Linked DNA regions of Homo sapiens: all the other regions are linked to region 1. Evidence: read pairs that join two places in POLR2A ChIA-PET (ENCODE). Cell type or tissue: OCI-LY7. All regions are shown on one strand.

Region 1 (5,000 bases):
TGCTAAAAAATTGGAAAGTATGGGCCAGGCACGGTGGCTCACGCCTGTAATCCCAGCACTTTGGGAGGCCAAGGCGGGATGGATCACAAGGTCAGGAGTTCAAGACCAGCCTGGCCAAGATGGTGAAACCCCGTCTCTACTAAAAATACAAAACTTATCCCAGCATGGTGGTGGGCGCCTGTAATCCCAGCTACTCAGGAGGCTGAGGCAGAGAATCGCTTGAACCTGGGAGGCGGAGGTTGCAGTGAGCCAAGTTCATGCCACTGCACTCCAGCCTGGGCGACAGAGCGAGACTCCGTCTGAAAAACGAAACAAAACAAAAAAAGTATGAAAAAGAAAAAAAAAGTACTCATTGTCCTACTACTCAAAGATCATTACTTAGTTGAACAATGTATAGAGTAAAAAATATAGGCCAGGCGTGGTGGGTAATCCCAGCACTTTGGGAGGCTGAGGCGGGTGGATCACCTCAGGTCAGAAGTTTGAGACCAGCCTGGCTGACATGGTGAAACCCCGTCTCTACTAAAAATTCAAAAAATGAACCGGGCATGGTGACGGGTGCCTGTAATCCCAGCTACTCAGGAGGCCGAGGCAGGAGAGTCTCCTAAACCCAGGAGGTGGAGGTTGCAGTGAGCCAAGATTGTGCCATCACACTCCATCCTGGACGACAAAAGTGAAATTCCATCTCAAAAAAAAAAAACAATGTATATATACACATATACATATACGTGTATATATATATAACGTGTATGTATATATACACATATACATATACGTGTATATATATATAACGTGTATGTATATATATACGTGTATATATATGTGTATATAAATTAGTGTTCAGAAATTAAGAGACAGTTCTACACTTGGCAGGCTATTCAAAGGAATGATGTTCTCGTTTAAAGGAAAAAAAAAGTTACATTTGTGCCAGGCCGCATGTGACTATAGACCTCTCCCAGAGGGTGCCTATTTTAGTCAAGGCCAGCCCTTATTTTTATAGAGGGTGAAGAAAGCAGTGGGTAAATAGTATCTTCTTTGGGGTTAGGTCAAGGATATATGGCTTGTCATAAATATCAGGTTGACAAGAATTCTAGATCTAATCTTGTAAATTATAAACAGAAGGAAAATCTTCTCCCCAGCCTAAAGGGCCAGTACAAGTAGGCATATATCAGATAGCTGGTCTTAATTGCTTGTTACTTCCTTACTTAATTTTTGAATTATTTGGTATTATGTGACATTTTCTAACACCTGAAAACAAACTGAAGCCACAGCTTTAATAGAGGCCCTTACTTCTGTAACATAATTAGTGCCCTGTCTCTGCTATTCATAACTTACAATAAGTATGACCTCCCAGATGATTTGTTTGTTGCCTCCTCCTGTCCAGAAACATTGCTAACAGCATTTGGCATTTGAGGAAGATACTGTTGCAGGCCAGAAAGGAGTGAAGTGACCTTTTCAGTAACTTAACCTTCAACTCTGCAGTTTGTGGAAGGCAGACCAGTGATTCATACCAAGTTTGTAATTTGCACAAGTTCCCAAGCCACAGTTGAGCCAGAATAGATAATTCCACATTAAGTATTGGTATTTAAACAGAATTATTGAAGTTAAAGGAAGAACATTTTTATTTTTAAAAGGATGACTTTAAGTTTCTTTGCCTTCACACAATTGTTTCCTAATCCTCATGTCAGCACTTTTCACTGCTTTTTAAGACAAGGCAACTGCCCAGAATAGTCTGGAAATTATCTTCTCTAGTTAATGAAGTATTCTAGACATAGGTGTAAGTGTATGTGGAGGCTCATTAATTTGATTAATTCTTAAGTTGTCTCATAATTACTAAGCTAGCAAGGAATAGCTAACTATTTTGTTTGGAATTCTCAAACACAAAATGAACCGCTTACTACAGCTTTGATTTTGTTGTTTGAGTTTTGCCTATAGTTTCCATTTTCACACTTTTTTTTTTTTTTGAGACAGATTTTCGCTCTTGTTGCCCAGGCTGGCGTGCAGTGGCGCAGTCTCGGCTCACCACAACCTCTGCCTCCCAGGTTCAAGGGATTCTACTGCCTCAGTCTCCTGAGTAGCTGGGATTACAGGCATGTGCTACCACGCCTGGCTAATTTTGATTTTTAATAGAAATGGGGTTTCACCATGTTGGCCAGGCTGGTCTTGAACTCCTGACCTCAGGTGATCCACCTGCCTTGGCCTCCCAAAGTGCTGGGATTACAGGCGTAAGCCACCTCATGCGGCCATTTTCACATGTTTTATTACAGGGTTGAACTTTTCAGTCCATCCTTTGAGCTTCATTACCTTCACTTTTGAATTAACTTCTGCTTAGAGATCTTGTTCTTGACGTAGTCTTGATCTCTGGAGAATCAAAAGACACAGATTTCATTGTGATTAATGTGGAATGGAAACTTCTTTTTTCTTCTTCTTCTTTTTTTTTTTTTTTTTTTTTTTTTTGAGATGGAGTCTCACTCACCCTGTCGCCCAGGCTGGAGTGCAATGGCGCAATCTTTGCTTACTGCAATCTCTGCCTCCCAGGTTCAGGCAATTCTGTCTCAGCCTCCCAAGTAGCTGAGACTACAGGTGCCTACCACCAAGTCCAGCTAATTTTTGTATTTTTAGTAGAGACAGGGTTTTGCCATGTTGGCCAGGCTGGTCTCGAACTCCTGACCTCAGGTGATCCACCCGCCTCGACCTCCCAAAGTGCTGGGATTATAGGCATGAGCCACCGCGACTGGCCAGAAACATCTTTCTTCTTTTTTTTTTTCCTCTTCTTTTTTCTTTTTTGAGACAGAGTCTCGCTTTGTCACCCAGGCTGGAGTGCAGTGGCTCAATCACAGCTCACTGCAACCTCTGCTTCCTGGGTTCAAGCGATTCTCCTGCCTCAGTTACCCAGCTAGGTGGTATTACAGTCATGCGCCACCATACCTGGGTCATTTTTGTATTTTTAGTAGAGATGAAGTTTCACCATGTTAGCCAGGCTGGTCTCAAACTCCTGACCTCAAGTGATCTGTTTACCTCAGCCTCCCAAAGTGCGGGATTATAGGTGTGAGCCACTGCACTGGGCCGGAAACTTCTTGCAAAGGGAGTATTTCACTTGCTTGTTAAAACAGGAAGTGCAGCATAATCTATATAATTTTACCTCCATAGAACTGAAAGGACTGTTGTTAGTCAAAAAGCACATGACATTTTTCTGTATAACTTGACAGAATATATTTGTTGAATATATTTTTTCAGTCATCCTGCTTTTCATTCATTTTGGATTTTTTTTTTTTTTTTTTTTTTTTTTTTTTGAGATGGAGTCTCAATCTGTTGCCCAGGCTGGAGTGCAGTGGTGCGATCTCAGCTCCCTGTGCAACCTCCGCCTCCTGGGTTCAAACGATTCTCCTGCCTCAGCCTTCCGAGTAGCTGGGACTACAGGCATGCGCCACCAGGCATGGCTAATTTTTTTCATTTTTAAAATAGAGACAGTGTCTTGCTCTTTCACCCAGACTGGATTGCAGTGGCACAGTGATAGCTCACTGCAGCCTCAACCTCCTGGCTCAAGCGACTCTCCGTTTGGGATAATTATTTGCAGATACAACATTTCACAGTCTTGAATCACAGGGGAGTGTTTTTTGTTTTGTTGGGGTTTTTTTTGAGGCAGGTCTTGCTGTGTCACCCAGGCTCATGTACAGTGGCACGATCACAGCTCCCGGGCTCAAGTGATCCTTCTACCCCTGTCCCCCAAGCAGCTCGGACCACAGGTGTGTGCCACCATGCCTGGCTAATTTTTTGTATTTTTAGTAGAGACGGAGGTTTTACCATGTTGCCCAGGTTGCTCTTGAACTCCTGAGCTTAAATGATACACCCGCCTCAGCCTCCCACAGTGCTGGGATTACAGGCATGAGCCACTGCACCCCGTCGGGAGCGTTCTTAAGTGCCCAAATAGTTGAGGTTTAAGAAATGTTGATATAGGCTGGATGCGGTTGCTCATGCCTGTAATCCCAGAACTTTAGGAGCCCAAGGCTGTGTTGGGGGGCAATCACTTGAGGTCAGGAGTTTGAGACCAGCCTGGCCAACATGGCGAAACCCCATGTCTGTATTACAGATAGAAAAATTAGCCAAGCATGGTGGTGGGTGCCTGTAATACCAGCTACTCGGGAGGCTGAGGCAGGAGAGTCACTTGAACCTGGGAGGCGAAGGTTGCAGTGACCTGAGATTGCGCCACTGCACTCCAGCCTAGGCCACAGAGTGAGACTCCATCTCAAAAAAGAAAGAAAGAAAAAAAAAAGAAATGTTGATATAAATGTGATCTGTTCCATTGGATAGGAAATTGAGTTTCTACTCTGATCTCATTTTTTTTCTAGTTACAGTGCTTCATGCTGTGATGTCTTTAGACAAATGAGGCTGGCTCTGAGAACACTAAAGTCTTTGAAAAGCCTCAGCATCTGAAAAGATGCCTGTCGTACTGCAATAAATATTGCTTAGCCCCCTTTCTCATTAGATGGCCCCTTACTGCAGAAAGTCTGTAAAAGCAGATACCCTTATTCCTTAGAGTGCAGAGGGTCTCCTGATACTTCTGTTATTCAATTATTGTGATCCTGCCAGATTCTTATTCAGTTTCTCCTCTAGAGTTTCAACTCACTATCAAGTACCCATCCTAGTAGGCAGGAGATGTGTTTCACTGATGGAAAGACAATCCATGTAGAGCCAGTATGCTTCTTTGGAATGCGAGGCTTGATGTAAGATGCCTTGAGATCATCAAAGATGCAAGGAATAAAGCTATTACCTTTGGATACTACTTAATATTTGAAATTCTTCCAGAGTGTACATTAAATACATTTTTGGACAAAATCAAATTGTTTTTCTTCATTGATGCTTATATTAAAATTGAAGTTTAGTATTTATTCTCTAGGCATCGCGTTCTTCTAGAAAACGTTTGCTTTGTAGGTAACTGCATGTCAGTCTGAAGATGAGTGCAGTAGGAGGGGTTTAAAATAATTGCAACATCATGTTGATGG
Region 2 (5,000 bases), 250 kb before region 1:
CAGCCCTCAGGGCTGCTCTGTCTATGGAGTAGCCATTCTTTTATCCCTTACTTTCCTAATAAACTTGCTTTCACTTTACTCTATGGACTCACTCGACTTCTTTCTTCCGAGAGATCCAAGAACCCTCTCTTGGAGTCTGGATCGGGACCCCTTTCCAGTAACAGCCTCAGGAGCGTCCTGGAATTCCACTGGGGGTTTCTCAAGATGTAGTGTGCACCAGGGCCTTGTTAAAAATGCAGGTGTCACCATGAGTTGCTAATCATTGACATGAACAATGGGTGTACAAAGGTTAATTATAATATTCTGAGCCAAGGAAGGTGGCTCATGCCTATAATTCCAGCAGTTTGGGAAGCTGAGGCAAGAGGATCTCTTGAGCCTAGGAATTCAAGAACAGCCCTGGCAACATAGCAAGACCCCGTCTCTACAAAAGAAATTAGAAAATTAGCTGGGTGCAGTAGTGCACACCCATAGTCTGAGCTACTCAGGTGGCTGAGGTGGGAGGATCCCATGAGCCCAGGTGTTTGAGGTGACTGAGCCATGATCGTGCCACTGCACTCCAGCCTAGGTAAAAGAGGGAGACCATGTCTCAAGAAAATAAAAAAATAGGCCAGGTGCAGTGGCTCATGCCTGTAATCCCAGCACTTTGGAAGGCCAAGGCAGATGGAGCACTTGAGGTCAGGAGTTCAAGACCAGCCTGGCCAACATGGTTAAACCCCATCTCTACTAAAAATACAAAAAATTAGTGGAGCATGGTGGCACATGCCTGCAGTCCCAGCTACTCGGGAGGCTGAGACAGGAGGATCACTTGAATCTAGGAGGCAGAGGTTGCAGTGAGCTGAGATGGTGCCACTGTACTCCAGCCTGGGCGACAGAGCAAGACTCTGTCTTAAAAGAAAAGAAACAAAATAAAAAATTGTGGCCGGGCATGGTGGCTCATGCCAGCACTTTGGGAGGCCGTGTTTTTTAACATTTTATAAGCATTTTATAAGCATTAATTCATTTAATTCTCACAATAACCCTATGAGATAGGTACTATTATTAATCCTATTTTACAGATATGGAAAGTGCTAGAAATGGAAAAAATAGGAGGATAAAAACAAACACCTGGCCGGGCGCGGTGGCTCACGCCTGTAATCCCAGCACTTTGGGAGGCCAAGGCGGGCAGATCATGAGGTCAGGAGATCTAGACCATCCTTGCTAACACTGTGAAACCCCATCTCTACTAAAAATACAAAGAATTAGCCGGGCGTGGTGGTGGGCGCCTGTAGTGGGTGGCTCATCCCAGCACTTTGGGAGGCCGAGGCGGGTGGATCACAAGGTCGGGAGATCGAGACCACCCTGGCTAACACGGTGAAACCCCGTCTCTACTAAAAATACAAAAACAAAAGTTAGCCAGGTGTGGTGGCGGGCGCCTGTAGTCCCAGCTACTCGGGAGGCTGAGGCAGGAGAATGGCGTGAACCTGGGAGGCGGAGCTTGGAGTGAGCCGAGATCGCGCCACTGCACTGCAGCCTGGGCGACAGAGCGAGACTCCATCTCAATTTAGAAAAAAAGGTAACATTCTCTCTACTTTCATGTATGTTCAACATTTTCTATAACAAAAGGTTTTTAATTTAAAAAAATATATTTAATACAGGTAGCAGAACCCAGCCCCAAAAACTTCTCAATCTGTAGCTCAGGGTGGAAAAGGAATCTTTTCATGCCCACTTGTTTCAACACAGTTAGAAAAAAACACTTAGATTGGATTCATTACGTACTAGATCTGTTGGAAGTGCTTTATAAATAGGAAGATAATCTCATACCTGCATGTCATTATTGCACCATTTTACAGATGAGGAAACTGAGGCATACATAGGTGAAGTGATTTGCCCTCTTCTCACAGCTAGCAAGTGGCAAGGCTAGGATATGAACCCAGGCAGCCAGGCTCAGAAACGAAGTTCCACCCTCTATCTCCTCTGCCTCTTACAGTTCTGTGAGCAACCTCTATTGACATTCTAACTAGCTCCTTTCAGACTTTTTAAAACTCTCTTGTTTTCACATTCATCTATATCTGCATAAAGATTGTAGGAAGAACAGGCTGGGCACAGTCCAGCCTCTGGTCCTTTGTTCCTCTGGTCCTTTTGTTACTTGGGCTTGGAAAGTTGGGACTTTCCTTTTGATTTAGTTCTAGGAAGTCAGCATGAACTGACCTTAGTTTCCCTGCCTGCAGACGCTATTCTCCTGCCTCAGTGTCAGCAACGAATTCCTAGTGGATTTTACCTGGCTATCTCAGGTATCCCAGAATATCCCAGAGCATCCCAGGAAGAAGCACCTCCTTGAGTTTAAAATACTCACATACCATCCACCTCCCCATCCCAGTCACTGTCTAACCCTCTTCCCCTGCTTTGCTTGTTTCCATTGCTGTTATTTTTCTCTGCTATTATATATTCATTTGTTATTGTTTACTTACCTGCTGTCTGTCACTCCCTGTAGCACATGAGCTTCATGATGGCAGGGACCTTGTCTCCTGTTTTCCTTGCTACAGTACAGCCCTGGCACCTTGCCCAGCAACTGACACACACTAGGTGCTCAATAAAGCACTGAGTGCGTGTGTGAGTCAATGAGAAGTTGGGATATGAGGACAGCTTATGTCTGTGAGCTGGGCCCAGGCTGGCCCTCCCAGAGATGATGTTTCACAAAGGTCTCAGCTCAATCCTGAAATATAAAGACTCAGAATTCTCAAGGCCAGATGGTGTTAACCGCCTTCTGAAAGTGTCTGAAGGCCAGGCAGAGTCAGGGAGAGGTCTCCATTTGGCTGCAGAGGACAAAGAAGTAAAATAATTCAGCAGAGACCAGCTCAGTTGCACCAGATGAGATCCAGGCAGCAAGGGAAGGAGGGAATTCGCCAAAGATGCTCCATTTCCTCAGTCACACACACATGGGTTGTCCAACAGGTGAGATGACAATGATGATGATGATGATAGCTAACATTAATGTAATGAAATATTTACCAGATGCTGCTCTGAGCTCTTTAATACATTCATTCATTTAACCCTCACAACATTACCTCTGAGGCAGGTAATGTGGTTATCCCCATCTTACAGAAGGATAAGTTAAGGCACAGAGCGGTTAGGGAACTTGCCAGAGTGACAAGGCTTGGAAGTAGCTGAGCAGGAATTGGACCAGGTGACCCTGGGCATGTGTCAGAGCAAAACATCTCACTGTCACCTACCACCCACCCAAAAATGCCCCAAACGTTTCAGGTCCCAAAACCAGGGCCAGGCTGACACAATACTGCCCTCTTGTATCATGAATTCCCATTCAGACCACATATTTGCCTTCATGCTGCAGAGGCAGGGTAGTGGCTACAGCCTGAGCCTAGGGTCTCAATGTTTTCTCGGCTGTGTAACCTTGAACAAGTTGCTTGAGTTGCCTGAACCTCAGTTTCCTCATCTGTAAAACAGGATGGTGACTGTACCTACCTTGTAGGATTGTGAGGAGGAATTGAGTAATACAAAGGGTATAGCACAAATCTCAGCTCATAGTAAGCACTCAATAAAAGTAGCTACTGGGGCCAAGCACGGTGGCTCACGCCTGTAATCCCAGCACTTTGGGAGGCCGAGGCAGGCGGATCACTTGAGGTCAGGAGTTGAAGGCCAGCCTGGCCAACATGGTGATATGTCTCTACTAAAAATACAAAAGTTAGCCAAGCATGGTGGCAGGTACCTGTAGTCCCAGCTACTCAGGAGGCTGAGGCAGGAGAATCGCCTGTATCCAGGAGGCAGAGGTTGCAGTGAGCCGAGATATCACACCATTGCACTCCAGCCTGGGGGTACAGAGTGAGATCCATCTCAAAACAAAACAAAACAAAACAAAAAAACAGCAGGGAGCTGTTAGCACTGCAGCCCTAAAGGAGACAGGAGGGAGTGTTTTAGAAGAGGAGGCTTCCAAAACCAGACCCAGTGGCTGTCCTGGCTGGGAGAGAGGCCTGATTGAAACCGTGGCCTTCAGTGGAAGAATGTATGGTGTCCCCACCAGAAGGAGCTGGGAAAATGAACATCGTGAGCCCCCTCCCCTCTTGCCCTCTATTCCGTCCAGGTTCCCAATTGGCCAAATCCACCCAAAAGCAGAGGGCAAACTCCCAGGTGCCCAGAAAGTGGAAGGGGCAGGGAAGGGATCTGGGGAGGCCACCAGAAGACACCCAGGACTGCCCAGGGTCACACTGCTAGTTAATGGCAGAGCCACAATTCGAACTCAAGCCATCTGGCTCCAGCATGTACTCAGCTGCAGATGGTGAGGTCTAAAGACCACCTAACAGATGGGGCGCACCCCAACACAGCCAGATCACAGCCTCAGTTAAGCTGGTGTTTGGGTCAAATTGCGTGCTTCTCATTCATGAAATTGGGTTCCTTCCAGAACTTTCTGGACCTTATTTGATCCCTGGTGAGAGGGATGCCACAATGGTTAAGCAAACACAGTGAAAGCCTGTTTGCAGTCAGACAGGCTTAGGTTCAAATCCCAGCTCAAGGCTGGGTGTGGTGGCTCATGCCTGTAATCCCAACACTTTGGAGTTCAAGATGAGAGGATTGTTTGAGCCCAGAAGTTCAAAACCAGCCTTGACCAAGAAAAAATTTAAAATTAGCCAGACTTGGTGATGCATGCGGGTCGTCCCAGCTACTTGGGAGGCTGAGGCAGGAGGATCACCTGTGCCCAGGAGGTCAAGGCTGTAGTGAACTGAGATGACTCCATTGCACTCCAACTTGGGCGACAGAGTGAGACTCTGTCCCAAAAATAAATAAATAAGCTGGGTATGGTGGCGCATACCTGTAGTCACAGTTGCTCTGGAGGCTGAGGTGAGAGTATCACCTGAGCCCAGGAGTTCCAGGCTGCAGTGAGCCATGTTGGCACCACTGCACTCCAACCTGGGTGACAGAGTGAGATCCTGTCTCAAAAAACAACAAAATCCCAGCTCAGCCACTTCCTAACTAAGCAATAAGGGATAAGTGATGTCACCTCTCTGAAC
Region 3 (5,000 bases), 74 kb after region 1:
GTGGACGAGATGACCTTTCAGAGCTCTTCTCTTACATTGTGTCATAATGTTGGACTCAGATTTTATTTGCTAAATAATATACCATGCCGACATTAACAGTGATTCTTCAAACTGTTGCTATTTCCATTTTTCAAGGTTTAATAAAAGTTTTAAAAATACAAGTTTAGGGGCCGGGCACAGTGGCTCACACCCTAATCCCAACACTTTGGGAGGCTGAGGCAGGTGGATCACCTGAGGTCAGGAGTTCAAGACCAGCCTGGCCAACATGGTGAAACCCTGTCTGTACTAAAAATACAAAATTAGCCAGCATGGTGCTACATGCCTGTATTCCCAGCTACTCGGGAGGCTGAGGCAGTAGAATCACTTGAATCCTGGAGTTGGAGGTTGCAGTGAGCCGAGATCACACCATTGCACTCCAGCCTGGTCAACAAGAGCATAACTCCGTCTCAAAAAAAAACAAAACAAAACAAAAAAAAAACAAATTTAGCAAGGAAGCATACTAGAGTAATATATAACGTAAAGAATCCTCTTGTTAGTGTAACTACTCCCAACCTAATCTAGTCCGAGAGTCCCAAGTTATTTATGTGGTAATTTCATAAGATAGGGAAAATGTGTATTTACATTTTAAAGTTGTATTCAAATAGCAAATATTTATTGATCACCTACTTTGCAAGTCAGAGCATCATCTCTGTCAAATGCTATTCTGTATCTGGATATTTCCAAGCTTCCCTTAGCCCAATCAAAAAAATACTTGTAGGATATTCTTTTTTTTTTGAGACGGAGTCTCGCTCTGTTGCCAGGCTGGAGTGCAGTGGTGTGATCTCGGTTCACTGCAACCTCCGCCTCCCAGGTTCAAGCAATTCTAATTCTCCTGCCTCAATCTCCCAAGTAGCTGGGACTATAGGCACACACCAACATGCCCAGCTAATTTTTGTATTTTCAGTAGAGACGGGGGTTTCACCATGTTGGTCAGGCTGGTCTCGAACTCGTGACCTCATGATCCACCCGCCTCGGCCTCCCAAAGTGCTGGGATTACAGGCATGAGCCACTGCGCCTGGCCCTTGTAGGATATTCTAATATTGCTGTTTTAGGACTTACTATGAACACAGAAAGAAGAAATACGATGCATTTGTCAGATTTAAAGAAAAGTAATTCAATATTGAATGCAAGAAAAGTTTTAATTGTATCTAGCTAGAAGTACAAGTATATGTTACATGTAAATTTTCTTACATAACTATCATTGGTACATGGAACTACATCAGACCAATTACATTGTTTTAAGTTTCTGAACAAACCAAAATTACTTAATGATTTAATAAATAACAATACCATCCTAAACATACAGGACACAACTCACAACCCCTTACCCTCACCTTTGGCACGAATTCAATACACGAGACAAGACTGTCAAGTTAACATCAGATGTTCTCCCTGTTCTTCAATTGACATTGATTGCATAAAATTATTTAGTAAATCTTCTTCCTTTTTTTCTTCACTCATGTGTGATTCAGAATCATCTGAAGAAACTGAAGGAAAAATAAGAATTTACAATTGTCTGTTTTGGAAATAAAGCTCTAAGTACAACTTTCAAAATGACCTGGCTTATTAATAAGCCTGTAGTAAAGACAAATTGCCTGCAATTTTCAAGGCTCTTAGTCACCTCATCCTTCCCCCAAGTTTCTTACTCTTTAAGATACACAATACTGTATTCTAGCCAAGTTACTGTACAGCAAATTCTCTTGTTACTAAGTCCTGTTTTACCATTGATTTTCAAAATCTTTCAGTTGGGGGAAATTAAAGTGGTCAGTTACATCTTCAGAATCTCTGCATTTTCATTTAGTTCCTTCTCATCTCTTCTATTGGGGACCACAGGGACTCCCCCCCCTACAGTTTCCGCTAACTGTACCTTTTGGAACCTGACTTACCCCTTCTCTCCTGCCCTTTCCCTCATTTCTTGGATAGGCATGGTACGATATTTACAGCAAAGCTGGCTAACACTGTCATACAGTGATGGGATATCAATTCAGAAGGCCTAACTTCCCTACTTCAGTTTTTTTTTTTTTTGGAGACTAGAGTGCAGTGGCGCGATCTTGGCTCACTGTAAGCTCCGCCTCCCAGGTTCACGCCATTCTCCTGCCTCAGCCTCCCGAGTAGCTGGGATTACAGGCATGTGCCACCACGCCCGGCTGATTTTGTATTTTTAGTAGAGACAGGGTTTCTCCATGTTGGTCAGGCTGCTCTCGAACTCCTGACCTCAGGTGATCTGCCAGCCTTGGCCTCCCAAAGTGCTGAGATTACAGGCATGAGCCACTGCGCCTGGCCAACTTCCCTACTTCTTACCCACCTCCCTACTTCACTATGCTGATAACTAGGAAACTACTTAACATGATTTAACATTATCAGTTCTGAGGAATACTTCTGATCATTCGGTCTGTCTTCCCTTTTTCATTTTGCAGTATTTTGTTCTTGTGGTAGAAGGATCCTTTATGCTGATCCTTCCAAAGTCTGGATTTGTCTGAGTTGCAGCTGTAAAATTTTGATAATATCACCTGCTTGGCTTGCCTCCACTGTTTTGTTGAATATCAAACAAAATGGTATACAGAAGTCCCTCCTTATCCACAGTCTTGCTTTCCAAGGTACAGTATAAGATATTTTGAGAGAGACCACATTCACATAACTTTTATTACAGTATATTGTTATAAAATTGTTCTATTATTTATTGTTGTTAATCTCTTTATGTGCCTAATTTATAAATTAAAACTTTATCATAGATATGTGTTTTTTAGGAAATAACAAAGTATAGGGTTCAGTAGTATCCAAGATTTCAGCCATCCACTGGGGGTCTTGGAACATATTCCCCATGGATAAGAAGGGCCTACTATAAGAGATGTAGCACTTTGTAAACTAATAGATGCTATACAAAATATGTTCATCCAAAAATAGCACTAACTCATAAAAGAAGTGCTGTTGCTTGAGAAGGTCATGTTTGTGGTTCTGGGTTCAGACGAATTCATTCTCTACTAAGTCTTTGACCTTGATATTGTAAGTATCTTTAGCATTAGAAATACCTTGAATCTTACTCTTTTGAGCAGTATGTTCTTTTTTTCTTTTCTTTTCTTTTTTTTTTTTTTTTTGAGATGGAGTCTCACTCTGTCACCCAGGCTGGAGTACAGTGGCGCAATCTCAGCTCACTCCAACCTCCGCCTCCCAGGTTCAATCGATTCTCCTGCCTCAGTCTCCCAAGTAGCTGGGATTACAGGCGCCTGCCATCACGCCCAGCTAAGTTTTGTATTTTTAATAGAGATGGGAGTTTCGCCATGTTGGCCAGGCGGGTCTCGAACTCTTGACCTCAGGTGATCTGCCTGACTCGGCCTCCCAAAGTGCTGGGATTACAGGCGTGAGCCGTGGCGCCTGGCCCAGTATGTTCTTTTAATTGCAAGCATAAACTATATTTTATGTTTGGTTTTTTATTTGTGACAATAAAAGCAAATCATATTCTAAATTTGTTAATATCTTCATAATAGAAATGAAATTGTATTTGGTATAGTATTTTTAAGCATAAGATCTTAAAAAATGAATATTGTTAAATTTCCACATTTACCTGTTTGCATGAACAGTTTCCTTGGTCTTCTAAAAATCTTCAGTGACTTACATCTTGTTTTAGATGCATATCCAGTTTTTATCCTATAAGAAAGGGAAGTATCTTAGTTGGAGCCAGCAAAGTGAACAGCTGCCTAGGGCATGTGGAAGACCACACAAATTTGTTTTATTAGCTGCCAACATCACCAAAAAGACCCTTTCAGCACCCAGATTCTCCTGTAATTTCTTAACCCTGACATGTAAAGCTGCTGCAGTGCAATTTCAATACTCATGCTGCTTAATCTTTTTCCTCTCCCTGTTATATAGTATTCCCCTGTGCATAACCAACCATATTCTTCTCCTTTTGAAAGTATTTGCATTATTTTGAGGTTGAGTGGGAATTATATTGAAAAGGGCAGTCATCCATAACTCTATCTGATAAAGAAATTTTTATAATTCCACAAAATATATTCTAAAAGAAGTGGCATATTCTTATCAGTGCAGTAAAGAAAAAGTATGAAAATATCTCTCGGCTAGGCATGGTGGCTCATGCCTGTAATCCCAGCACTTTGGGAGGCCAAGGCGGGCAGATCATCTGAGGTTGGGGGTTCAAGACCAGCCTGACCAACATGGAGAAACCCCGTCTCTATTAAAAATACAAAATTAGCCGGGCATGGTGGCGCATGCCCGTAATCTCAGCTACTCAGGAAGGCTGAGGCAGGAGAATCGCTTGAACCCGGGAAGTGGAGGTTGCGGTGAGCCGAGATCGCGCCAGTGCACTTTAGCCTGGGCAACAAGAGCGAAACTCGGTCTCAAAAAAAAAAAAAGTATCTCTGCTTTTTAAAAGTCCAGCCTATTCTGAATTTAGCAAAGTGAATATATTAGGGAACACAACCATTAATATCACTTAGCTACCCTTCAAAAGAGATGGGGAAGGCTGGGCACAGTAGCTCACGCCTGTAATCCCAGTGCTTTGGGAGGCGGAGGTGAGAGTACCTTGGCCAACATAGTGAGATGCTTTCTGTACAAACAATTTTTTTTAACTAGCAGGGCATGGTGGTTTGTGCCTTTAGCCCTAGCTACTTGGGAGTCTGAGGCAGGAGCATTGCTTGAGCCCAGGAGTTTGAGAATACAGTAAACTGTATCACACCACTACACTCCAGCCTGGGTGAGAGAACAAAACCCTGTCTGAGAAAAAAAAAAATTAAACTGAGATGCATTTCCCCCCTTTTACACTAAGAAACAGACCCTTCTTTGTTTCTCACTGGCCGCCAAAGGGAATGCTGTATGAGCATTTCAGGTGCAGATGCAGCTGCGATATCAGAAGACCCCGAGTCCTCTCTCTCCAGTTGATGTCGCCATGTAGTGCAAGGGTAATGCTGTTTCTGTGAGTAACGGGAGCTAAGGCGGCTTCTGTGATG
Region 4 (5,000 bases), 200 kb after region 1:
TTATGTTATATATGTTTTATGACAATTAAGAAATGACCTGTAAGCCTGCCATCTGGATAACTCCAGTAAACACATCTTAATTTATGTGAACTATGGTGTGTATTTGTAATATATATGTGTTACCTAAAGTTACACATGTTTAAAAAATTCAGGCCAGGTGCAGTGGCTCACATCTGTAATCCCAGCACTTTGGGAGGTTGAGGTGGGCAGATCATTTGAGCTCAGGAGTTCAAGGTCACCCTGGGCAACATAGACCCCATGTCTACAAAAAAATTTTTAAATTAGCTGGGCATGGTGGTGTGTCCCTATGGTCCCAGCTTCAATGCACACGGGAGCTACTCAGGAGGCTGAGGTGGGAGGATTGCTTGAGCCCAGAAGGTGGAGGTTGCAATGAGCTGTGGTTGCATCACTGTACTCCAGCCTGGGTAACACAGTGACACCCTCTCAAAAAAAAAAAAAAAAAATTAAACCATGGAAGGCATAAAATTAGAAATACATCTACTTCCCAATCCACTGAATTTATTGTCTCTCCCCAAAATAAGTTTCTGGTTCTACTTTTGTAAAAATAGTTTTGTGCTTTTCCTTAACTATATATATTATAAAAAATATTCTGCCAGGCACGGTGGCTCATGCCTGTAATCCCAGCACTTTGAGAGGCCAAGGCTGGTGGGTCACCTGAGGTCAGGAGATCTAGACCATCCTGGCTAACACGGTGAAACCCCGTCTCTACTAAAAATACAAAAATTAGCCAGGCGTGGGTGGTGGTCGCCTGTAGTTTCAGCTACTTGGGAGGGTAGGGCAGGAGAATCGTTTGAACCCAGGAGGTGGAGGTTGCAGTGAACCGAGATTGTGCCACTTCACTTAAGCTGGGGCGACAGAGACCCCGTATGAAAAAAAAAATACGAGGCCGTGCTGTGCACAGGGACATTCTGTGCAGCGTCAGTGCACCCCTTAATCATCAGTACTGCAGAATCCATTCTGCAGAAGGAACAATTTCCGCAACCCTTCTGCTACTGGTGGACACTTGTTTTCCAGTCTTGAACATAATTATTTCAGTCTGTGCTGTCATGAACATATTTTGCCATAATATTCCAAGGATATGCAGAAGTCAAGTTCCTTGCAGTGAAATTCCTGGGTCTCAGATTGTGTGCATTGACATGTCTCATGGGTGCTGCCCGATTACCCTCCAACAATAACAGGTGCAAGTGCCTGTTTGCCTGCCCCTCATCAGCACCACTATCATTAAGTGCTTTCATTTGGTTTTTATTGTTTTTACCAACCTCAGATTTGATCAGTACTCCCTTGCTTTTATTTGCCTTAGCTGCTATTCTTTTTTCTTTCTTCCTTTTTTTTTTTTTTTTTTTTTTTTTGAGACGGAGTTTCACTCTCCATCTGGCACATGATTACAGGCATGTGCCACCATGCCCGGCTGATTTTGTATTTTTAGTAGAGACGGGGTTTCTCCATGTTGGTCAGGCTGGTCTCAAACTCCTGACCTCAGGTGATCCGCCTGCCTTGGCCTCCCAAAGTGCTGGGATTACAGGCGTGAACCACTGCACCCGCCTTTTTTTTTTTTTTTTTTTTTTTTTTTTTTTTTTTTTTTCCTTAAGACAGTCTTGCTCTGTCGCCCTGGCTGGAGTGCAGTGGCACAGTCTTGGCTCACTGCAACCTCCCCCTCCTGGGTTCAAGTGATTTTCCTGCCTCAGCCTCCTGAATAGCTGGGATTACAGGCATGCGCCACCGCGCCTGGCTAATTTTTGTATTTTTACTAGAGACAGGGTTTCACCATGTTGGCCGGGCTGGTCTCAAACTCCTCACCTCAGGTGATCCGCGGGCCTTGGCCTCCCAAAGCACTGGAATTACAGGTGTGAGCCACCGCACCCTGGCCCCTAGCTGCTATTTCTTTTCTTTATTTTTATTTATTTATTTATTTATTTTGAGTCAGAGTCTCACTCTGTTGCCCAGGCTGGAGTGCAGTGGTGCTATCTCGGCTCACTGCAACCTCCACCTCCCAGGTTCAAGCAATTCTCCTGCCTCAGCCTCCCGAGTAGCTGGGATTACAGGCATGGGCCACCACACCTGCCTAATTTGTGTATTTTTAGTAGAGACGGGGTTTCACCATATTGGTCAGGGTGGTCTCGAACTCCTGATCTCATGATCTGGCCGCCTTGGCCTCCCAAAGTGCTAGGATTACAGGTGTGAGCCATGGCGCCCGGCCCCAGCTGCTATTTTGTGAGTGCTCCTCTGAGACAGGCCACGAGGCATGGCCTTTGCCTACATTACCACATCTCAGCCTCACACCCCCTGAAGTTGGAGAGGTAGAATTGGCCGCTTTCACAGATGAGTGCACTGAGTCTCAGATGGACACATTAGCTGTTTTCGTCTGTCCAGAGCCTCCTGCCCTGGAGTTTCAGTATGGTCTTAACGGATCTCTCTGCAATTGTATCATATATTCTGTTCCAGAGAAAACAGCCACACTAAGCCCGCCTCACCGTCTGTTGCTGCAGGCCTCAGCCTTGCTTTGTCTAAAGGCTGCAGACAGTCTGGCAAGGACAGCGCGTCACGACACAGCTCTCGCTGGCCACTTAAATCTTCCAGTGTCTCTCTCTTTATAAACAACCCTCTGGTGACCTCCTTTGTGCTATTTTTTTTCCTTCTTTGGGTAAATTCTCAGCAGGGGGATTTTGGAGTGAGAGTATAATCTTTTTTGGAACTTTCAAGGGACCTGGCTGGCTTGTCCTCTCTGCGTGGCAAACACATATGCCCAGGTTAGCCCGGCAGCCACCCTGTCTACCCAGGGAGCCCCTCCGTGGGCTTCAGGTTAGGGGCAAACCAGGAGCTCTGCAGTCTCTTGAGCGTCTGCTCCGCTTCCTCTTGCTGGAGCTAGGAGCTTGTGCTCTCTGCGATCCTCTCAGGCCTCCCCCTTAGCTTTCTCCTGGCTGTGGGATTTGGGGTCCCTCCCCCTCGCCTGGCTCTGCAGTTGGGGTATTTCCTGGACTGAGGTCAGTTCCTCCCCTGTTGAGGGCTGAGGGAGACTGTGCTTGATGAGGTTTTGTGTGTGTTGGGGTCGGGGGGGTGCTGGCTGCTTGTATCGTCCCTGAGTCCCCCTCCTTCAGTGCCGCCTCAGAGGTACCCACCCTCCTCACTAGGAGGGCTGAGGCCTGGGGGAGGGCCTCTCTCCACCCTCGGGAAGCCTCTGCCTCTGCCTCATGGCCTGTCACTGGCTGTGTGGCTATGGGCAGCTCCCTTGGGTTCTCTGTACCTCCATGTTCCTTTGGTATAAGACTCAGAGAGTTGGGTCTTCCACTGTCGTCAGGTGGGGGCATAACATGAAAGGGGCCTTGTAGCAGGGGTGGCAGCACTTGGAGCCCTCGGAGGGGTGTATGGGTGGGGAGCAGCCTCTGAGGGCTAAACCTTGGTCCTTGTCAGGCCAGCATCCCTGAGGATGGTAACCTTGCCTTCTGCCCTGTGGGCTAGGACCCCTTTGGCACTAGATCAGTGGATTTGACCTGAACCCCTAAGTGCTGGGCCTGGTCTTGCGTAAGCAAGAGGCCCAGGGAAGTTATTTTTTTCATGTTTGGGTCATCCTCTACCCATGACCTAGTCAGCTGGCCCCTCGGCCCACGGGCCCATCTTCCCTATCAGTCTCCATGGGGCAACAGAGGTTTGGTCTAGGAATTGAGTAGGAACCACAGCCAGCAGGGGTCTGTCCTTCAGACAAGGTGGCTCCCAGACTGAAGCCCCAGCCTTGAGGGGCCCAAACGAGCTGACACCAGGACCCCTGCAGGCCCAGGCCACTCCCCACATCTGTGCTGCTGCTGTTTGGTGAAGCCTACTAGTGTGACAGGAAGGGAGAGAGGTGACCTCGTGTATATCCCCCTACTGGAGCTTGTTCCAGAATGCTGGGCATAGACACAAGCCACGCAGTGACCTGGAGGCAGCTTCTGTCCTCCTAGGGGAGGCCAGGGAGGGGCCCTCTCTGAGTCAAGGCTGTGTGGAGACCCCTGAGCAGATCTGGGAGAGTGGTCCCTGTGCATAATGAACCTCCAGTGAGCCCAGGCCAAGAGCCTGCCTGGGGCCTGGCAGGGATTTCTTGATTATTTTAATAAAAATGGGACATTGGTGAAATACAGCATACATACAGAAGCATGTGAAAGCATAGTAGAAGTGTTTACAAAACCACAGGAAAAATGTGTACACAACCACCCAGGTCACAAAATAGAACATTTCCAGGACCCCCACACGCCTGTGCGCCAGGCTGATCCCAGCTGGCCCTACTCCTCTAGCCCCACTCCTGCCAGAAGTACCCATGAGTGAATTTTGTTTTATTACTTCTTTTATTTTGTGACCCTGAAAGTCTTTTGAAGCTTGGGTAAATAACAACCTCATTTTTCTTATCTGTAAAATAATACCATTGTTCCCTTGTTTCATTTTTATTTTTACCACATTTTTATCCTAAACAACACTTTTTTTTTTCTTTTGTGGCAGAATCTTGCTCTGTCACCCAGGCTGGAGTACGGTGGTTTGATCTTGGCTCGCTGCAACCTCTGCCTCCCAGATTCAAGCAATTCTCCTGCCTCAGTCTCCCAAGTAGCTGGGATTACAAGCACCCACCCCACCATGGCCAGATAATTTTTTTTTTTTTTTTGAGATGGAGTTTTGCTCTGTCACCCAGGCTGGAGTGCAGTGGCGCAATCTCGGCTCACTGCAAGCTCCGCCTCCCGGGTTCACACCATTCTCCTGCCTCAGCCTCCCGAGTAGCTGGGACTACAGGCGCCCGCCACCACGCCTGGCTAATTTTTTGTATTTTTCATAGAGATGGGGTTTCACCGTGTTAGCCAGGATGGTCTCAATCTCCTGACCTCGTGATCCGCCCGCCTCGGCCTCCCAAAGTACTGGGATTACAGGCATGAGCCACCATGCCCAGCCTTTTTTTTTTTTTTTTTTTTTTTGAGCCAGAGTCTCAGTCTCCCACCCAGGTTGGAGTGTGTAGTGGTGTG
Region 5 (5,000 bases), 140 kb before region 1:
CAGAATGGGAGAAAATTTTTGCAATCTACCCATCTGACAAAGGGCTAATATCCAGAATCTACAAAGAACTTAAATTTACAAGAAAAAACCCCATCAAAAAGTGAGCAAAGGATATGAACAGACACTTCTCAAAAGAAGACATTTGTGCAGCCAACAGACGCATGAAAAATGCTCATCATCACTGGTCATCAGAGAAATGCAAATCAAAACCACAATGAGATACCATCTCACACCAGTTAGAATTGCGATCATTAAAAAGTGAGGAAACAACAGGTGCTGGAGAGGATGTGGAGAAATAGGAACACTTTTACACTGTTGGTGGGACTGTAAATTAGTTCATCCATTGTGGAAGACAGTGTGGCGATTCCTCAAGGATCTAGAACTAGAAATACCATTTGACCCAGTGATCCCATTACTGGGTATATACCCAAAGGATTATAAATCATTCTACTATAAAGACACATGCACACATATGTTTACTGCAGCACTACTCCCAATAGCAAAGACTTGGAACCAACCCAAATGTTCATCAATGATAGACTGGATTAAGAAAATGTGGCACATATACACCATGGAATGCTATGCAGCCATAAAAAGGATGAGTTCATGTCCTTTGAAGGGACATGGATGAATCTGGAAACCATCATTCTCAACAAACTAACACAGGAACAGAAAACCAAACATTGCATGTTCTCACTCGTAAGTGGGAGTTGAACAATGAGAACACATGGACACAGGGTGGGGAACATCACACACAGGGGCCTGTCGGGGGGTGGGGGGTTGGGGGAGGGATAGCATTAGGAGAAATACCTAATGTAAATGTCGAGTTGATGGGTGCAGCAAGCCAACATGGCACATGTATACCTATGTAACAAACCTGCACATTGTGCACATGTACCCTAGAACTTAAAGTATAATAATAATAAAAAAATAGGGATAGCAGCATCTATATCAATGGTTACTCTGAGACTAAATAAATTAGTACATGGAAAGAACCCAGACACATAATAGGCAGCAAATATTAGGTATTATTTTTATTGTTTGACTATTTCCTGCCACCAAATCCAGGTAGCACTGATGAAAGGTGTAAAACACAGTAACAACAAAACAAGAACTCCATCCCCCTACCATCATGTAGCTGATAGTTTGCTAAAAGCACAGTTAGGAAATTCTGTTCCACAGAGATCCACAAGCTTTCCAGAAGTAACACAGAGCCAACTAGGAAACTGAAGGAAAAGTAATTTCTTTTTTTCCTTTTTTTTTTTTTTTTTTTTTTTTTGAGGCAGAGTCTCGCTGTCACCCAGGCTGGAGTGCAGTGGCACGATCTCGGCTCACTGCAAGCTCCGCCTCCCAGGTTCATGCCATTCTCCTGCCTCAGCCTCCCGAGTAGCTGGGACTACAGGCGCCCTCCATCACGCCTGGCTAATTTTTTGTGTTTTTAGTAGAGACATGGTTTCACCGTGTTAGCCAGGATGGTCTTGATCTCCTGACCTCATGATCCACCTGCCTCGGCCTCCCAAAGTGCTGGGATTACAGGCGTGAGCCACCGCGCCCAGCCAGGAAAGTAATTTCATGCAGTCAACAAATCAATTACTGGTTCTTTTTGAAACAGGGTCTCACTCTGTCTCCCAGGCTGGATTGCCCTGGTGCACTCACAGCTCACGGTAGCCTTGATGTCAAGCGATCCTCCTACCCTCCCACCTCAGCCTCCCAGATTCTTTTCTTTTCTTTTAGCATATTTTAACATTTTAAATTAATTTTTTAATAAATGTTATAGCATGTAAATCATGGTTTAAAGATCCAAATACTCCTATGCATGGAGTGGGGGCAAAGGGTATATGAGAAATCTCTGTACCTTCCTTTCAATTTTGCCATGAACATAAAAGCACTGTAAACAATTTTTTTTTTTTTTTTGAGACAGTGTCTTGCTCTGTTGCGCAGGCTTGGAGTGCAGTGGTGCAATCACGACTCACTGCAGCCTCAACCTCCCAGGCTCAAGCAATCCCCCCACCTCAGCCTCCCGAACCTGAGGTGAGGGTCTCTCCATGTTGCCCAGGCTGGAAAACAGTCTTTTAAAACAAAAATGCAGACACTTTAAAATGTGAAATTAAATTGTCCCTTTGCCCCTGATCCCTCCCCAGAGGAAACTGTCCCTGTTTGTTTTTTGTGCCAGCGTGTATAAGTACCTATCTTCCTAACAAATGACATCGAGTCATTGTTTTCATTACTTACTGTATCTTGTAGATTTCCCATATTAATACATTGTAGAGCTCTATTTCATTCTATTCTTTCAACTCAGCCCCTGATTCTAATTTTTCAAAAAGCTTATTGAAATAAGGTTCTTCTTCACTTCATTGAAAATAGAGAAGCGTGAAGCCAAAAGTACAATAGAAAAAACGTGTGTGGGGAAAAAAAACCGTATGATCAGACATGGGGACCTGTTTTATGCCATCACAGCTGACAGTGTTTACCTGGAAACGTTTGTTCTTTGTAACAAGCTTCTTTCCCAGCCTGCCTCCTGGAGGTGAACATGTGCAGGTGGAGAAGTGCCCACTGCATCGGGGCCAAAAGAGGCAAGTGAGCTCAGTGGACCCTAGGCCAGCTCTAGGATTGTGCCAGAAGGAATGGCAGGGCCCCATCCCTGAAACCCAGCCCAGGGGGATACCTGGGGGCCTACTAGTCACCAGGTGTGGCTGTTCATTTACAGTGACAGTGCTTTAGCTACTACCCCTGCATTTGTTTACCTGGGGAGGTGTGTTCTATTTTTGTTTTTTAACTTTATTCTTTTTAGAGGCAGGGTCTCACTCTGATGCCCAGGCTATAGTGCAGTGGCACAATCATAGTTCACGGCAGCTTCCAACTCCTGGCCTCAAGTGATCCTCCCGTCTCAGCCTCTCAAGTAGCTGGGACCACAGGCACGCACTACCACACCTGGCTAATTTTTTTTTTTTTTAATTATTGGTAGAGACAGGGTCTTGCTATGTTGCCCCAGGCTGGTCTCAAACTCCTGGGCTTAAGCAATCTGCCCGCATCAGCCTCCCAAAGTGTTGTGATTACAGGCGTGAGCCACCATGCCTGGCCCACACTATTTTTTGTATACACTTCTACATTTCTATTTAAGTGAGTATATTAACCTATACTAAATAATAAATCTTGGGGATTATTCTGTATTATGTGTACATATTGCTACCTTCTTCTTAAGAGCCACACAATATTCCTTTGTATGGCTTTACCATCATTTATTTAACCACCCCCCATGGACGGACTTTTAGGTTGTTTGCCCTTGTTTGCTACTATAAATCATGCCAGAGGGAATATCCTGGCCCATACTTAGGCGTACACATGTTCAACTTAGGTGATCTCTGTTGGATAAATTTCATGCAGTCAAATTGTCAATCAAACTGGAGAGGTCCCAAAAAATTTTTAATAAGAGAAACAATACATTTTAAAAAAGAGAAAAATAGGCCAGGCGTGATGACTCACACCTGTAATCCCAGTACTTTGGGAGGCCGAGGTGGGCAGATCACATGAGGCTAGGAGTTCGAGAGAAGCCTGGCCAACATAGTGAAACCCCATCTCTACTAAAAATACAAAAATTAGCCAGGCATGGTGGCGCACGCCTATAATCCCAGCTACTTGGGAGGCTGAGACACGAGAATCGCTTGAACCTGGGAGGCAGAGGTTGCAGTGAGCCGAGATCATGCCATTGCACTCCAGCCTAGGCGATGAGGTGAAACTCTGTCTCAAAAAAAAAAGAGAGAGGCGGGGGGAAATAAATAAATAAACAAAGTGGGGCGGTCGTTTTTATTTGTTTTAACTCTGAAAAAGAATCAAATATATACACAAGTAGAAGAGTACTTCTGAAGCCCCACATACCTATCATTCAGCCTTAGCAGGCATCAAGTTGGAGCCAAATTTGTTTCATCTCCACGGCACTCGCCCAATATGGTTATTTTGAAGTCTTAGATACCATTTTATGTATAAATATTTCTGCTTGGATCGCCACAAGATGATTTTTTAAATTTTTTTTAATTTTTAATTTTTTTTCCTTTTTTTTTAGAGTCAGGATCTCACTCTGTCTTCTAAGCTGGAGGGCAGTGGTGGGATCACAGCTCATTGCAGCCTCAACCCTCAGGGCTCAGGCAATCCTCCCACCTCAGCCTCTCAAGTAGCTGGGACTACAAGCATGCACCAGAGCACATCCAGCTAATTTTTAATTTTTTTTTTTTTTTTTTTTTTTGGTAGAGACATGACCTTACTATGTTGCCCAGGCTGGTCTCAAACTCCCGGGCTCAAATGATCCTCCCAAAGCGCTGGGAGCCACTGCACCAAGCCTTGCATTTTTTAAAATAGTTTACTGGGCCTGGTGCGGTGGCTCACACCTGTAATCCCAGAACTTTGGGAGGCCAAGGCAGGAGGATCACTTGAGGTCAGGAGTTCAAGACCAGCCTAGCCAACATGGTGAAACCCTGACTCTACTAAAAATACAAAAATTGCTGGGCATGGTGACTCATGCCTGTAATCCCAGCACTTTGGGAGGCCGAGGCGGGCAGATCACCTGAGGTCAGGAGTTCGAGACCAGGCTGACCAACATGGAGAAACCATATTTCTACTAAAAATACAAAATTAGCTGGGCATGGTTGCACATGCCTGTAATCCCAGCTACTCGGGAGGCTGAGGCAGGAGAATCACTTGAACCCGGGAGGTGGAGGTTGCAGTGAGCCAAGATTGTGCCATTGCACTCCAGCCTGGGCAACAAGAGCAAAACTCCATCTCAAAAAAAAAAAAAATACAAAAATTAGCCAGGCATGGTGGCGCACACCTGTAATCCCAGCTACTTGGGAGGCTGAGGCAGGAGAATTGCTTGAACCCGGGAGGCAGCAGTTGCAGTGAGCCAAGATCATGCCACTGCACTCCAGCCTGAGTGACAGAGCAAGACTCTGTCTCAAAAATAATAATAATAATAATAAATTAAATAGTTTATTGTATTGTCTTGCCCT

Evidence for each region. ChIA-PET counts read pairs that join two places held together with the same protein. Peaks named below come from ENCODE experiments on the same cell type or tissue, not always from the same donor. Only the 100,000 strongest peaks of a DNase experiment are listed, where the experiment ranks them.
Region 2: POLR2A ChIA-PET joins it to region 1 with 5 read pairs; 3 of 35 experiments call an interaction of 5 or more read pairs at or near these places.
Region 3: POLR2A ChIA-PET joins it to region 1 with 5 read pairs; 7 of 35 experiments call an interaction of 5 or more read pairs at or near these places.
Region 4: POLR2A ChIA-PET joins it to region 1 with 6 read pairs; 3 of 35 experiments call an interaction of 5 or more read pairs at or near these places.
Region 5: POLR2A ChIA-PET joins it to region 1 with 6 read pairs; 4 of 35 experiments call an interaction of 5 or more read pairs at or near these places.

What each region holds. Positions count from the first base shown.
Region 1 is chr12:110,560,577-110,565,576 of GRCh38, reverse strand. The region is part of intron 1 of PPTC7 (protein phosphatase targeting COQ7); the gene reads left to right. Among named protein-coding and RNA genes, the nearest start is that of PPTC7, 20 kb to the left of the region's middle. In OCI-LY7, no CTCF peak of the experiment used is centred here; DNase peaks (open chromatin) are centred at 3,066 and 3,716; H3K4me3 peaks cover 1,247 bases; H3K27ac peaks cover 2,072 bases.
Region 2 is chr12:110,813,986-110,818,985 of GRCh38, reverse strand. No RefSeq gene overlaps it. Among named protein-coding and RNA genes, the nearest start is that of CCDC63, 31 kb to the left of the region's middle. RefSeq lists an enhancer at 4,872-5,000. In OCI-LY7, no CTCF peak of the experiment used is centred here; no DNase peak of the experiment used is centred here.
Region 3 is chr12:110,486,545-110,491,544 of GRCh38, reverse strand. FAM216A (family with sequence similarity 216 member A) reads right to left here. Exons shown (of 7, transcript NM_013300.3): 5 at 4,828-5,000; 6 at 3,602-3,684; 7 at 1,160-1,526. The coding sequence ends at 1,408. It overlaps VPS29 (VPS29 retromer complex component), which reads left to right. Exons shown (of 4, transcript NM_016226.5): 4 at 1-462. It overlaps LOC124903016 (a long non-coding RNA gene), which reads left to right and starts at 2,252. Exons shown (of 3, transcript XR_007063459.1): 1 at 2,252-2,636. In OCI-LY7, no CTCF peak of the experiment used is centred here; no DNase peak of the experiment used is centred here.
Region 4 is chr12:110,364,912-110,369,911 of GRCh38, reverse strand. LOC124903014 (a long non-coding RNA gene) reads left to right here. Exons shown (of 2, transcript XR_007063457.1): 2 at 1-90. Among named protein-coding and RNA genes, the nearest start is that of ANAPC7, 36 kb to the left of the region's middle. RefSeq lists enhancers at 2,399-3,266, 3,267-4,135. In OCI-LY7, no CTCF peak of the experiment used is centred here; DNase peaks (open chromatin) are centred at 1,241 and 2,261; H3K4me3 peaks cover 549 bases; H3K27ac peaks cover 1,084 bases.
Region 5 is chr12:110,702,448-110,707,447 of GRCh38, reverse strand. It overlaps a transcript of HVCN1 not described here. Among named protein-coding and RNA genes, the nearest start is that of HVCN1, 16 kb to the right of the region's middle. In OCI-LY7, a CTCF peak has its summit at 2,526 (motif pointing left); a DNase peak (open chromatin) is centred at 2,517.